2 separate regions of the Homo sapiens genome follow, and region 2 is linked to region 1. Evidence: read pairs that join two places in POLR2A ChIA-PET (ENCODE). Cell type or tissue: MCF 10A. All regions are shown on one strand. Each heading gives the region's core, and the rest is flanking DNA. Links, peaks and the distances in the headings are about the cores only.

Region 1 (6,641 bases), core at 1,030-6,029:
TGAGACCAGCCTGGCCAACATGGCGAAACCCCTTCTCAACTACAAAAACAAAAATTAGCCCGGCGTGGTGGCGGGTAGCTGGAATCCCAGCTACCCAGGAGGCTGAGGCAGAAGAATCGCTTGAACCCGGGAGGCGAAGATTGCAGTGAGCCGAGATCCGGCCACTGCACTCCACCCTAGATGACAAGGGTGAAACTCCATCTCAAAATAATAGTAATAATAAATCTTTCCTTTATCTAGTCAACTTTGAATGTTATGCTTAATTCCTTGAGACCTAGAAATGGAATTCACTGTGTTTGTTTGATCACTGGTGGTTTTCTATAGTGGATCGAGGAATGTTCTCACCTCTTGCCAGAATCTTTTAAATAGTCCTGCTCTCTTCTCTGTCAGGTCGCTTCTCTATTCACTCTCATCTACTTTGTGAATCATAAGGCAAATTGTCAATGAATTTGACTAAAATTTCAAGAAATAAATCAAGGTGAGAAAAGTAAGCTGACAACAGAGTTGAGAATAAAAGGGGAAGTATTTGACTGGGTCTGTTTTGCTTCCCCGCCCAAAACCATCCCAGACGTTCCTTAAATAGAGCCCACAGTTTGTGGGCTTTCTAATGAATAGTGGCCAAGAGGCAGCCTCACATTTGAGGCATGCTATTACCATTTTTTCTTCATTCCCTCTCCTTAATTAGGGTCTTTAAAGGGAGGCTGCCCTCAGATTCTGACAAACAGTATTAGCTTCCTCATAATGCAATGCCTGATCCTGGAGCTATTTTTCAGGATGGTTTGCACTGAGTCTGTGACATTGTCTATATTTCTAGAATGCAGGAGGAATACCTCAACAGAGAATTAGCTGTGGAGGTTCTAAAAAGCCTATTCCTGAAGGCCTGAAGAACTGATTTTAATAACCCATAATAATACGGGAGGGAGATAGAGTTGACTAATTTTCAGTTTCACAGTTTGGCTAATGCCTACAGTAAGATGTATTTTACCTGTACCAAACACACACACACCAAAAAATTCATGAAACAATATTTATCCCTTTTCCATGCAATTCCTTCTATTTTCCATTCTAATTTATTTCAGTTTCTAAATGCAAACCTCCACCCACTGAATTGATTCTCTCACACTAAAGAGTGGCAACCCACTGTTTGAAAAGCACTCAATGGGATGCCCTTTATTTTTCTAACCCTGTAATTCAATATAGAGAGACTCTGAATTGAGGACAAGCCTGATGAGTTTGAGGTATGGAATAAAGGAATCTGATCGGCTCCGGGTTTGTTGTGTTTTTAAATCTTCCTGTGTGTTCATTCTCTTCACCACAGAGAGGACTCTATTATCTTTGCTCAAAGAGCAGACAGTGCTCTAGCTGTTTTCCCCTGCTTAGCTTTGATCCCTGCAGCCATGCTCAGCCCTTCCCCCAAGCCCTCCCTTCCAGATGGATTGAGGCTGTTGAGACTCCAGGGGTGTTCGGGGCTGGGAGCCTGCTGAGTGTTCCCTGTTCCCACCTCCAATCTGCTCCATCCTCCAGCTGCATTTCATTCCGGATCTACCAGGTTAATGGGATTATCGTTCTTCTCTGTTATTCTGTTATTTCATATAGGGTGAATCAGTTTGTTCCTGGGACAATTTTTAGATGGTTGCTGAGATGACAAAAATGGATGGGGATTTTATTTTAGGAATAAGTGTTCTTCATCAGCCAGGATTTAATCTGGGAAGAATTTATTCACTCTCAAATGGGTTACTTTTTGAAGTGACTTAAAAATAAGATTTTTTTGGCTGGGTGTGGTGGCTCACACCTGTAATCCAGCACTTTTGGAATCTGAGGCAGAAGGATTGCTTGAGCCCAGGAATTCAAAACCAGCCTGGGCAACATATTGAGACCCAGTCTCTATTATTTAAAAAAAAAAAATTTAAATAAGATTGTTTTATCAGATAAAAGCAAAGCATACCTTAAGGCACAACTCATGTTTTAATGCCTATATCATCATCGAATCAACCATACAACATTTTAGCTTCAAATTTTAATTTTGGTTAGAAAGATAAAGTGATAGACTGATTATATCATTTATTTTATTCATTATATTCAACAACATTTGCTCAGTACTTATTGGATACAGAGCACATTTATTGACCTCAAGATATCTAGACCTTTAGAAGGGAGTTTTTTTTAAATGCCTACAGATAGCCATTATATAAAATAAGATTTTAATAAGTGACTATACACAGTATAGTTCATAGCCTAATCATAGTATCTCCTCCTTTTCAGAACTTGTAAGAGTGAAAAGAGAAATTACTCATTCCTAGTGTATCTGTTTTTTCAGGACATGAGATTGCCAAATTTCTGTATTCTTCATTTTAATTAAATGCATGATTGATTGACTGAATGGATGCTGACTGTCTATTTGGTGCCATGTGCTATAAATGTGATGAAATGATCTTCCTATTGATCTTTCTTTGGTTTCTTGATGTTTGTCTCAAAAGAATTGACTTCCCAATACCTGGAACGCATGAGGGTGGAGAGAGACTGAAAAATGGAAAGAAAGAGGCATGAAATAAGGCTACTGGGGACTCGGGTTTTTCCTTCCTCTCTGATTGTCCAAATCCAATAGAAATATAAAGTGAGGCTGGGTGCGGTGGCTCATGCCTGTAATCCCAGCAGTTTGGGAGGCCAAGGTGGGTGGATCACCTGAGGTCAGGAGTTTGAGACCAGCTTGGCCAACATGGTGAAACCCCATCTCTACTAAAAATGCAAAAAATTAGCCAGGAGTGGTGGAACACACTTGTAATCCCAGCTACTCGGGAGGCTAAGGCAGGAGAATCGCTTGATCCTGGGAGACAGAGGTTGCAGTGAGCCGAGATCACACCACTGCACTCCAGCCTGGGCAATAGAGCAAGACTCCATCTTGGAAAAAAAAAAAGACATATAAAGTGATATAAAATATAAAATTTTAAACTATAGTAGCTACAATTGAAAAAGTCAAAAGAAACATAAAATTTATTTTTAACAACATATCTTGTACAATCTAATATATCTAAAATATTATCTTTACAATGTGAAATCAACATAAAAAACATTAGTGAGATATTTTACATTCTTTCAGGTATTTTTGGACTATTATCTTCAAAACCTGGCATGTATTCTTCACTAACAGCACATCTCAATTTTGATTAACCATATTTCTTGAGTTCAGTAACCACAAATCACTAGTGGCTGTCATATTGAACAACATAGCCTAGATAAAGAAGCAAAAGTCAAGGAAAATCTAGATAGTTAATAAATTTCTTTAATATTTAGAGGAAGGGACTCTTACTTCATGGGGTAGGAGGAAACCTGAAAACCAGTTTTCTCTTTCTGCTGATGGAGAAATGGGAGTTGCCAACTCAAGATCCACTCCTTTCTCTTCCAGCCTCTCAGACGTGGGGAAATGAGATAGAGCTGGAGCTGAACCTCTCCTACTTCTCTCCAGCACCCCAGAATTAAATCTGCTCTGAGGAAAATAAAGGCAACTCTACAGTCCTCACATTAGTATCATGACTTGCAGTTGATAAATGCTTTCATGTACAATATATCATTGGATATTTAATCATACTGTGACGTGGTCAGTCGAAGTATTACTATTCTCACTTTATAGATGAATGATCTGGGCCTCAGGGAGATTAAATGGCTTGCTCCAAAGTAGCACAGTTAGTATCCAAGTGTTTTGAAATTTAACCTAGTGTATGTCTCACTAAACCAGAGCTGCCTGGCAAAAGGAAGTTAAGAAAATATTTACAGAAGTATGATTTTTTTTTCTTCTCTGGACACATTTCATCTACTCCACACCCGCCCCCCACAAAAAATAAAAGAAAAGAAAAAAACCACTGGTGATCATTTTGCAGAAATAACCTCTTGGCCAATTGAGCTTTTAACTGGGTTTTTGTATTTTTTTTTAAGTTGGACCTCATTGTCTAGTGTAGCAATTTAGAACATCTAATTATTGACAGCAAGTCAGCATATTACAAAGGCAGAGTTTTTGCATTGGCTCTGAAATGTGTTGCAATCATTTTTGTCTGGGAAAACAAACAAAAGTGGATAGGCAGCATGGTTGTTACATGAGATGCTGGCTGAGTCCCAGGCCCTAGGACATTGGCTTACCTACCAACAATACCTCCCTTTCAGGCGATGCCAACTGTTTTATGAGAAGATCACAGTTCTCTGGAAGTGAGCTTTTGTGTTTTGCTCTAATCAGCAGGATCCAACTTTACTACTGTCATGGAGGGAATTACAGTAATTCTACCAACTTTTGAGGCAACCTTCTTCTGACACTGTGTGAAACAGACTGAAAAGACTCTAAAGATGGAGAGAGCTCAATGCTTGAGAAAAGGAATTCTGTCCTTTGAAAGGTCTCTAGAACAAAGGGTATGCAATATGTTTATCACTTCAACTTCAGAAACATAATAGGCTCTAGAAACACATTCTCATTGATCTGTTTCTACTGCTTCTGTTTTTTTTTTTTCTGCTTCACCCAATCGTCTTCCTATTTTTATCTCTTTCATTCCACTCTGGAGCCATGTTGCTTGGTCAGGCCACCCTTCAAAATAAATGATTTTTTCCCTCTTTCATGTTATACCTGTTTTCTTAATTCTTGGCTGTTACTTTTCTCAGTTAACCTTTGGCAAATCATAATGAAATTAAATTTAGCTGGTTGTAGAGAGAAAGAGTCATTGTAGAAGTTGGGATGGTCTGGAAGTGAATTAAAAAGTATTTTGATAGCCCTCAGAATGTGGACAAAAATAGTAAAAATCCAGCTGGGAGTCAGTGTATCTATTTTATGTCATTTGCAGTAAATTGTTGGGCGTCTCCTTGTAGCTGCCACAATAATGCTAATGATGGTGACTTCTTGCTCGAAGTGCTGAGTGTTGAATCCTTTGCCCCAGTTATGTGCCACATACTGATTTCCTTAGCAGTAGACAAATACTGGAAACACAAAAGGCAGAAGCCATGTCCTACTAAGCCATTCCCTTTGTCTAGTTTATCACTCAGTTCTGTCTATTCTTTCCTTCCTCTGTGGGAAATGGGGAGTTCATAAATGGTAATAACAAACTTGCAGAAAAATGTTAAGATAGAAACTTTTGTAGCAGCCAGCATTTTTCTTAGAGGAGGTCAAAGCATAAAGAAATAAACTGATCAGCCTCTGTTCCTATCTCCCCCAAAAACTCCTTCTCTAGATATCCTACTCTCAGAAACTAGTAATCAGGCATTATGAAAAATTACTTAATCCACTGGGCCAATTCATGTAGCTTATCAGCTATCTGCCTTTAGACTGAAAAAAAAAATAGCCAAATTATTTACTTGCAAATCCAGAAAGTAGGTGAAGTTCTTTAGCAGTTTAATGTTACTATAACAGTCTAATTCACAGGAGCACACACATTTATAAAATTGTCATCTGCACGAGTTGGCACACCCACATGAGAGAAATGTCATCCATGACAATGGGGCTATCAGGTCTTTTATAGCATACATTCTACTATAAATTTATAGGGATCAAGGAAAAACTTCTCTTTGCCATCTGAAGGCTTACTGAAAAATCAACTGACAAAAGGCAGATTAATAGGCAAAATGGCCTACAGATGTGTTAGTGAGCATGAGGGAGAATCACAGAATGATTGTCCAATATCCCAGTGAGGTACAGATGGTTGTATATACTTCTTAGGGGAAAGACAGATAGAGACGTGTAGATGATTTTTAGGGGATTTCGATGGGCCTGGAGAACCTACAGTGGCCTGGGATAAAGTCTTTTGGGCCAGCAGAGCAGACAATAGTTTGTGACCAGTCTGTCCAGGCGTGTTGATAGAATTCAGTCTTTCTTCCCATGAGTTCAGTTAATAAAAACTCAGGGAAGGGGCCAGAAGTAATTGTTTTCTTCATTGTCAGGTCCAAAATGTAGGCAAATAAGGAATTTCAGGGGACAACTTCATCCTGCAAGGAGGATTAAGAGACAGGACAGGGAGGAGGTCCAAGAGACCTTGAGGCTTCTTTTTCAGTTCAGCATGTCAAAGTGCCATATTTTGGGGTATCCGTTTCTAAGCTCTAACACATTCAAAGTACCTCAAAAGAACCAGATGCTGCTAAGATAGTTCACAGGGAAGATTCTGTCCTCTTCTCTGTATCCTCTATTTAAAATTCAAGTGGTTTCTCTTTCTAGGCTACCCCATAACTTTGTTGGTTAAAGGATGTGCTACTCATTTAAAATGTCAAATTACAAAGCCAGAGAACTGGCCTACCTGATTCACATACTTTGCCTTTCTCAATCCCTGTAATCTCAGCATCATACATTCTATCTTTTCAACGTGCATATTAAAAGGTATCTTAAAGACTATCTTACTCGGACTGAAACGCAAGAGTATCTGCGAACACTGATTCAGCTTGCAAAATACATAGAAAAGTAGCAAGAAAAATGATGTAACATCCCATGTAGTCGGCATACTGGCCTAGTTTCAAGACCGAAAGCAGTCTGAAAATGTCTGAAAAAAGTCGGAAAATGTGTGTGTGTGTGTGTGTGTGTGTGTGTGTGTGTGTGTGTGTGTGTATGTGCAGCCATGCCTAACAGCTCATGTTTAGCTTTCTTTTTTTTTTCCTTTTCTTCTTTTTTATACAGAGTCTTA
Region 2 (6,641 bases), core at 718-5,717, 52 kb after region 1:
ATGATTTTTTAAAAAAAAATTGAGTTTCCAAAAAGAAAGGAAAGAAGATTAATCCAGAAACTCCACATCTTCCTGGATTGGAGGGTACCCTATCGTTCAAAAATTCTTCCAGAGTATCATATGTTTCAGATGGATTCAAGCAGAATATTTTTTCAAAGATCAGTAAGCGGTGCACTTAGAAGAGAAACAGCCTCTCTACATCTAAGACTGTGAGTATTAAAAGCCACATGTAGAAAGCACCTGCCTAACATAGAGCCAAACCAAATACAAGCAGAGCCAAAGGAACTGAGTCATGATGTGATCATTTGAACTTCTGGATTCAGCTAGGCCTGAAGCAGGGCCAGGACTAGGGTGAAGTAAGCGAGGCATTAATTTGAGGGGCAAATTTTAAAGGGATGCAAAGAAACCTCAGTAATAAAAGAAAATACAGTATTTTCTTTTTTATAATAAAAATATTTTAATTCTTTATTTCAATAAAATATATTATTCCCTCCTATTTGTCAGAACATGAACATAGAAAATATTTCCAATAATACTTTTAAGAATCAAAATTAATGCCCAAAAAATCCACAAGGAAAAAAACACCATTATTTGTTTATTTATTTCATTTATTTATTTTTTTTTAGACAGAGTCTTGCCTCTCTGTCACCCAGGCTGGAGTGCAGTGGCGCAATCTCGGCTCACTGTAACCTCTGCCTCCTGGGTTCCAGTAATTCTCCTGCCTCAGAATCCAGAGTAGCTGGATTACAGGCATGCACCACCATGCCTGGCTAATTTTTTTGTATTTTTAGTAGAGATGGGGTTTTGCCCTGTTGACCAGGCTGGTCTCGAACTCCTGAGCTCAGGTGATCTGACTGCCTCGGCCTCCCAAAGTGCTGAGATTACAGGCATGAACCACCACGCCTGGCCCAAAAGTACTAATTAAAAAATATATATTATTATTATTAAGTTCCGGGGTACATGTGCAGGTTTGTTACATAGGTAAATGTGTTCCACGGTGGTTTGCTGCACCTAACAACCCACCACCTAGGTATTAAGCCCAGGATGCATTAGCTCTTTTCCCTAATGTTCTCCCCCAAAACTCACCCTCCCTTGACACGCCCCAGTGTGTGTAGTTCCCCTCCCTGTATCCATGTGTTCTCATTGTTCAGCTCCCACTCACAAGTGAGAACATGCAGTGTTTGGTTTTCTGTTCCTGTGTTAATTTGCTGAGGAGGAGGCTTCCAGCTTCACCCACATCCCTGCAAAGGACATGATCTCGTTCCTTTTTATGGCTGCATAGTATTCCATGATGCATATGTACCACATTTTCTTTATCCAATCTATCATTGATGGACATTTGGGTTGGTTCCAAGTCTTTGCTATTGTGAATAGTGCTGCAATGAATATATGCATGCATGTATCTTTATAATTGAATGATTTGTATTCCTTTGGGTATATACCCAGTAATGGGATTGCTGGGTCAAATACTAATTTTTTTTTTTTTTTTTTGAGATGGAGTCTCGCATTGTGGCCTAGGCTGGAGTGTCATGTGCGATATTGGCTCACTGCAACCTCCACCTCCTGGGTTCAAGCAATTCTCCTGCCTCAGACTCCTGAGTAGCTGAGATTACAGGTGCCCACCACCACGTCGGGCTAATTTTTTATATTTTTAGTACTGATGGGGTTTCACTATGTTGGCCAGGATGGTCTCGAACTCCTGACCTTGTGATCCGTCCACCTCAGCCTCCCAAAGTGCTGGGATTACAGGCATGAGCCACCATGCCTGGCTAATTTTTAAATGAAAACAGGATCTTAGTCTGCACTTACATGAGTTTACCTTACTTGGCCTCCCTCTAATCCCAGCTCTGAGACATTCTGGTTATTACATGAGCAGATAATTTCTATACATTTTATTTTTACTTAAGTTAATTTTAGCTGAATTTCTGTCATTTGAAATTGAGAAAACCCTGCGTAAAGGATCAATTCCCAATGCTACTGTAAGCATTACATGATTTCATACATGTGTAGTTCTTAGGAAAGGCTTGGTGCATGTATAAATGCAGATTATTATGGCTATTGTTACTGCAATTTCATTTCACCGCCTCTACCATCCTAAAATACTCCAAACTCCTACAAAAATTTATTGCAGATATGCAAAATTGTAAAAGCAGCCCTGTTTGCGCAGATCCCGTGGGACAACCCCATGTGTTGTGCTGTGTATCCCCTATGCGTGGGTACTGAGGTTAAGCTTCCAATGGGCTGCTCCTGGCCAGGGACCAAGTGTGGCAGGGAAACAAAGGCAGACCCATTTTTCACCTGGTGATTCTGGCTTGAGGATTCCGCATCAACCTGGACAAAACTTTCTTAGAACTGCACTGCAGTCTAAGACATCCTACTCATTCTTCCTTCCTGCCCTCTCTCCATCCCAGGGATGAGATCAGCATTGCATCTGAAGCTCTCTCAACCCTCCTTTTTTCTGCTCAATTTTCCTTCACAAGTGTTTTCTCCAAGAAATTTCTCACACTTCAAATCCTGTCTTGACATCAGTTTCTAGAAAGACCAGAACTAACATTTGTTGATAATCTCTCTTTCTATTCCGGTGTGTACATTTCTTTCTAAATAACTCAGAACTATCAAACTTGGTACACACACACAAGCACACACGCTCATGTTCCTAACCAAAGGCTAAAACTCCTCGGCCATCAGGTCGGCCTTAGGGACTTGGTGGTGGTACTTAGGGGAAGTCAGGCTGTGGTTAAAACAGACTTACCAGGAACCACAAGCACTGGCAGATTATCAAGAAGCTGAATCACGGACCGTTACAAGAAGCTGAATCATGGATAGTTATTCCTCCTGATTCTTGTGTGGGTGTTTTTTTTTGTTTTGTTTTGTTTTTGTTTTTTACTGTAATTTAATCAGTCAAGAAATAGAAAAAAATTCAAGTATTTTCTAGCTTAATTTTCTGAAATACCTAGATGCCTCGAACCCTCAAATTAGAACTTCTAGTACATAAGCCATAGCTCCGATCTCCCACTGCTCACCTCTGGTGACGCAGGCACCACATGGGAACAACGTAGGCCAAACACTTTGCCACCACTTATTTTCCTTTAAGGGAGTGAGGAATTCTCCTTCAAGAGAGTGAGAAATTCTCCTTCACTTACTAACCACTAATTGGTCTCTGACAGGATTAGCAGGTCCTCTTGAGAAACAAAAACACAGAATTCTTGTATCTTCAAAGGTTGTTTTATGATATCTCCCTTAACCAGCACCTGATTTAAAAAAGGTTTTATCTATGCAGTTGAACCAGACTCCTGCCTGTCTAGCCCATGAGGGTATACCAGAACCCAGGGACCTAGTACCATAATCCCCACCAGTGGGTCATTAGGTGTTAAGATACAGCCAAGCCACAAACAATGTCCAGTGATTCCCAAGCCACCACACAGAGAACATCTGCATGCTGCAACAGGCAAGGCGTACGCCAGCCCAGAAATCTTACCAGTAAACCAAAAAGCCTCCTGCTTTACCTGGGCAGGTACAGTGGACTGTATTTACTGGTTTTATGATGCTGCCTTTGTTCCAAGGTCATGATGACATCATAGCACTTGCAGGTATTGTTTCCCAATAATGGTTCATTTTACTAGGTACTGGGAATCTTCCTCCCATGGCCATCCATACTACTATGCTACAAACTGATAACTGTTATTGCTTCTAGAGAAAGTCTAGGTGACTGACAGTCAGGCATAAGAAAAGATTTTTTCCTTTTTTTTTTTTTTTTAAAGTAGAGACAGGGTTTTGCCATGTTTCCCTGACTGGTCTGGAACTCCTGACCTCAAGTGATCCACCTGCCTTGGCCTCCCAAAGTGCTGGGATTACAGACGTCAGCCACTGTGCTCGGCTACAATTGTTTACTTTTAAATCCTCTACTGAAGTTGGAGCCACATAATTGCATCACCTACTCAAAAAAGAAATAAACTAAAATAACATAGAAGTTGTGCTATTCCCACAGAAATTTTAGATGGCCTTACCAGTATCAGAGCAGGGTTCACAATTTACACAATGATGAAAGATACTATTCTTCAGTCTCTAGGGCTTTCTCCGGCATAAAACTTTTCCAGTGATATTTTAGTTTTCTACCACCTGCCACGTGAACACCTGGGTCTCTCTCCTTCACACCTCTGAGGCCTGCTAAAAACGTCATCCATTCTTCCATCAAAAACAGTGTTTCAATGTAAACATGGAGTCTATCATTTGGATCTCATGATACCTTCTGTCCAGGGTTGATAATTCCTGGCTGGCCCCAAACACCCTGTACTCACCTTCTGTATTAGCCTGTTTTTGCATTGCTATAAAGAAATACCTGAGGCTGGGTAATTTATAAAGAAAGCTGGTTTATTCTGGCTTATGGCTCTGCAGGCTATTCAGGAAGCATGATGCCAGCATCTATTTCAGGTGAGGGTCCCAGGAAGCTTACAGTTATGGCCAAAGGTGAAGGCAGAGGTGGCACATCACATGGTGAGAGAGGGAGAAAGAGAGAGAGGAGGAACCAGGCTCCTTTAAACAACCAGCTCTCGCTTGAACTGAGTGAGAACTCACTTATTACCAAGGGAAGGGCATTAATCCATTCATGAGGGATCTTCCCCAACGATCCAATCACCTCCCACTAGGCCCCACCTTCAACACGGGCGATTACATCTCAACATGAACATGAGATTTGGAGGAGACAGACATCCAAACCATATCAACTTCTAATATGCTAAGACAAAGTACAATTTTTCCATAGATCAGCATAAATCCTCAAAGACACAGACTCTTTGCCACTTCAGGTGGAAATCCCAGTAAATTGAATACAAAGTCATGTACACATATGCATTTATAGGCTGGGTGCAGTGGCTCATGGCTGTAATCCTAGCACTTTGTGGGGCTGAGGTGGGCAGATCACTTGGGCCCAGGAGTTTGAGACCAGCCTAGGAAACAGGGCAAAACCTAATTTCTACAAAAAATACAAAAATTAGTTGGGTGTGGAGGCACATGCCTATAGTCCCGGCTACTCAGGAGGCTGAAGTGGGAGGATCGCCTGAGACCGGGAGGTCAAGGCTGCAGTGAGCCAAAATCATGCCACTGCACTCCAGCCCGGGGAACAGAGTGAGACTCTGTCTCAAGAGAACAAAACAAGACAACAACAATAGCAACAACAACATATATGCACTTATTTTTCTTAGTGAGAAGATTCTTTATCATTTTTTCCCAATCAATGACTGCCTAAGGATCTTTAGCTTTAATCAAATTCTCCAAGTGATTGATAGCCACCAAAAAAATTTAACCATATAGCAGATGCCATGTAGCAGTGCCTGGTCCATAACCATTCTGCATTCACTGTTCCCATTTTTCCTACGGGCAAGCACCAATGACTGACTGCCTGAGGACTTTCTTTAGCTGCAGGAGTGTGCTAGACCCCTAAGAGACAGATGGTGAAAATTTGGGAGTTCATACCTCCAGGAAAAGCCTTCAACCATTGACAGATGAAAGTTGGTGAATAAACACCCCAGCTCCTCACCCCTCCGATGGGACAACTCCAAGACCTACTCTATATAATCTTTCAGGATCTCCCATTAGGATTGACCCAATATCCACAAGGTCAACCTGCCACCAACATACCCTCTCTTGGCTTTTTTCCATGGTTGTTTTACTTCCCTATTTCCCTACTCGTGCTTGAGATCACCTTCTACTCTGCACCCAAATCTGTACCTTAGGGTCAGCTTCTGGGGAAAAGTTCTCAGCCCAAGTTAAATGACTATCCTATTGGTTCTCTTACAGATTATCCATTCTGGCTATCAACTGGTTCATCTGTACTTCAATCAATACTAAATTCACAATGTCTGCTGAGTCAGACCAGTTTTATATCCATCTTTGGAAATCTACCTGTATTTCACTGATCCCTTCTTTAATGGTAAATCAGACCCTACTTTGTATTTAAACTCACTATACTGTACACCAAACTAGAGGTAGCTTATAAAGAAAATACATTACTCTTCCTAACATTTTAGGTTTTTGTGCCCAGCATACCTTCTTAAAAAAAATTTCTGGAGCTCTTTGAGGCCTTGGGGAAAAAATAAAATGAATGAAAAAGGAGCTGACCTGCGATATCATGGAGGCTAAATATTTCACTAATTCTGTTTTGTTGAAGATTACAGTCTGATTTGGTTTATTTGTTTTTTGTTTTGGTTTGAGAGCTTTCCTTCTTTCTCCCTTTATTTGGCACTCATCCTTCTTAAGAGACTATTTGAGTTTTAGTAGCTGGACTCTGGGAACCGCAGGCATGTTGTTTGGCAGATGGATTTTTGCAGTTCTACAGACCAAACCTAATTATCCATTTTGAGTTGTCATCTGAGTTTCTGTTTGAGTTGCCAATGTTTGTCCATTGGATTTTTCTCCTGTCCATTAAGCAATTTTCTCGCATGATAGAGCATCTACACAAAAAGAATTTCAGGAAACCAGCAGCCATGTGTTGAGACCCATAGGGGAGCTGCTGAGATTATTCACACAAAGTCCATTTCTCTCCTTAAGCAAGGAAGCAGGAAATATATAATACTAGAATAAGGAACTCAGAAAAGATGTGGCCTAACACATCTACAAGACACAGTCTGGAAAATTCCTATCAT

What was found. ChIA-PET counts read pairs that join two places held together with the same protein. Peaks named below come from ENCODE experiments on the same cell type or tissue, not always from the same donor. Only the 100,000 strongest peaks of a DNase experiment are listed, where the experiment ranks them.
Region 2: POLR2A ChIA-PET joins it to region 1 with 10 read pairs; 4 of 35 experiments call an interaction of 5 or more read pairs at or near these places.

What each region holds. Positions count from the first base shown.
Region 1 is chr21:17,437,449-17,444,089 of GRCh38, forward strand. It overlaps LINC01549 (long intergenic non-protein coding RNA 1549), which reads left to right and starts at 1,442. Exons shown (of 4, transcript NR_037586.1): 1 at 1,442-1,549; 2 at 4,226-4,395; 3 at 6,635-6,641. RefSeq lists an enhancer at 1,071-1,654. In MCF 10A, for the core only: no CTCF peak of the experiment used is centred there; a DNase peak (open chromatin) is centred at 4,103.
Region 2 is chr21:17,489,487-17,496,127 of GRCh38, forward strand. No RefSeq gene overlaps it. Among named protein-coding and RNA genes, the nearest start is that of CXADR, 20 kb to the right of the region's middle. In MCF 10A, for the core only: no CTCF peak of the experiment used is centred there; DNase peaks (open chromatin) are centred at 2,765 and 3,495.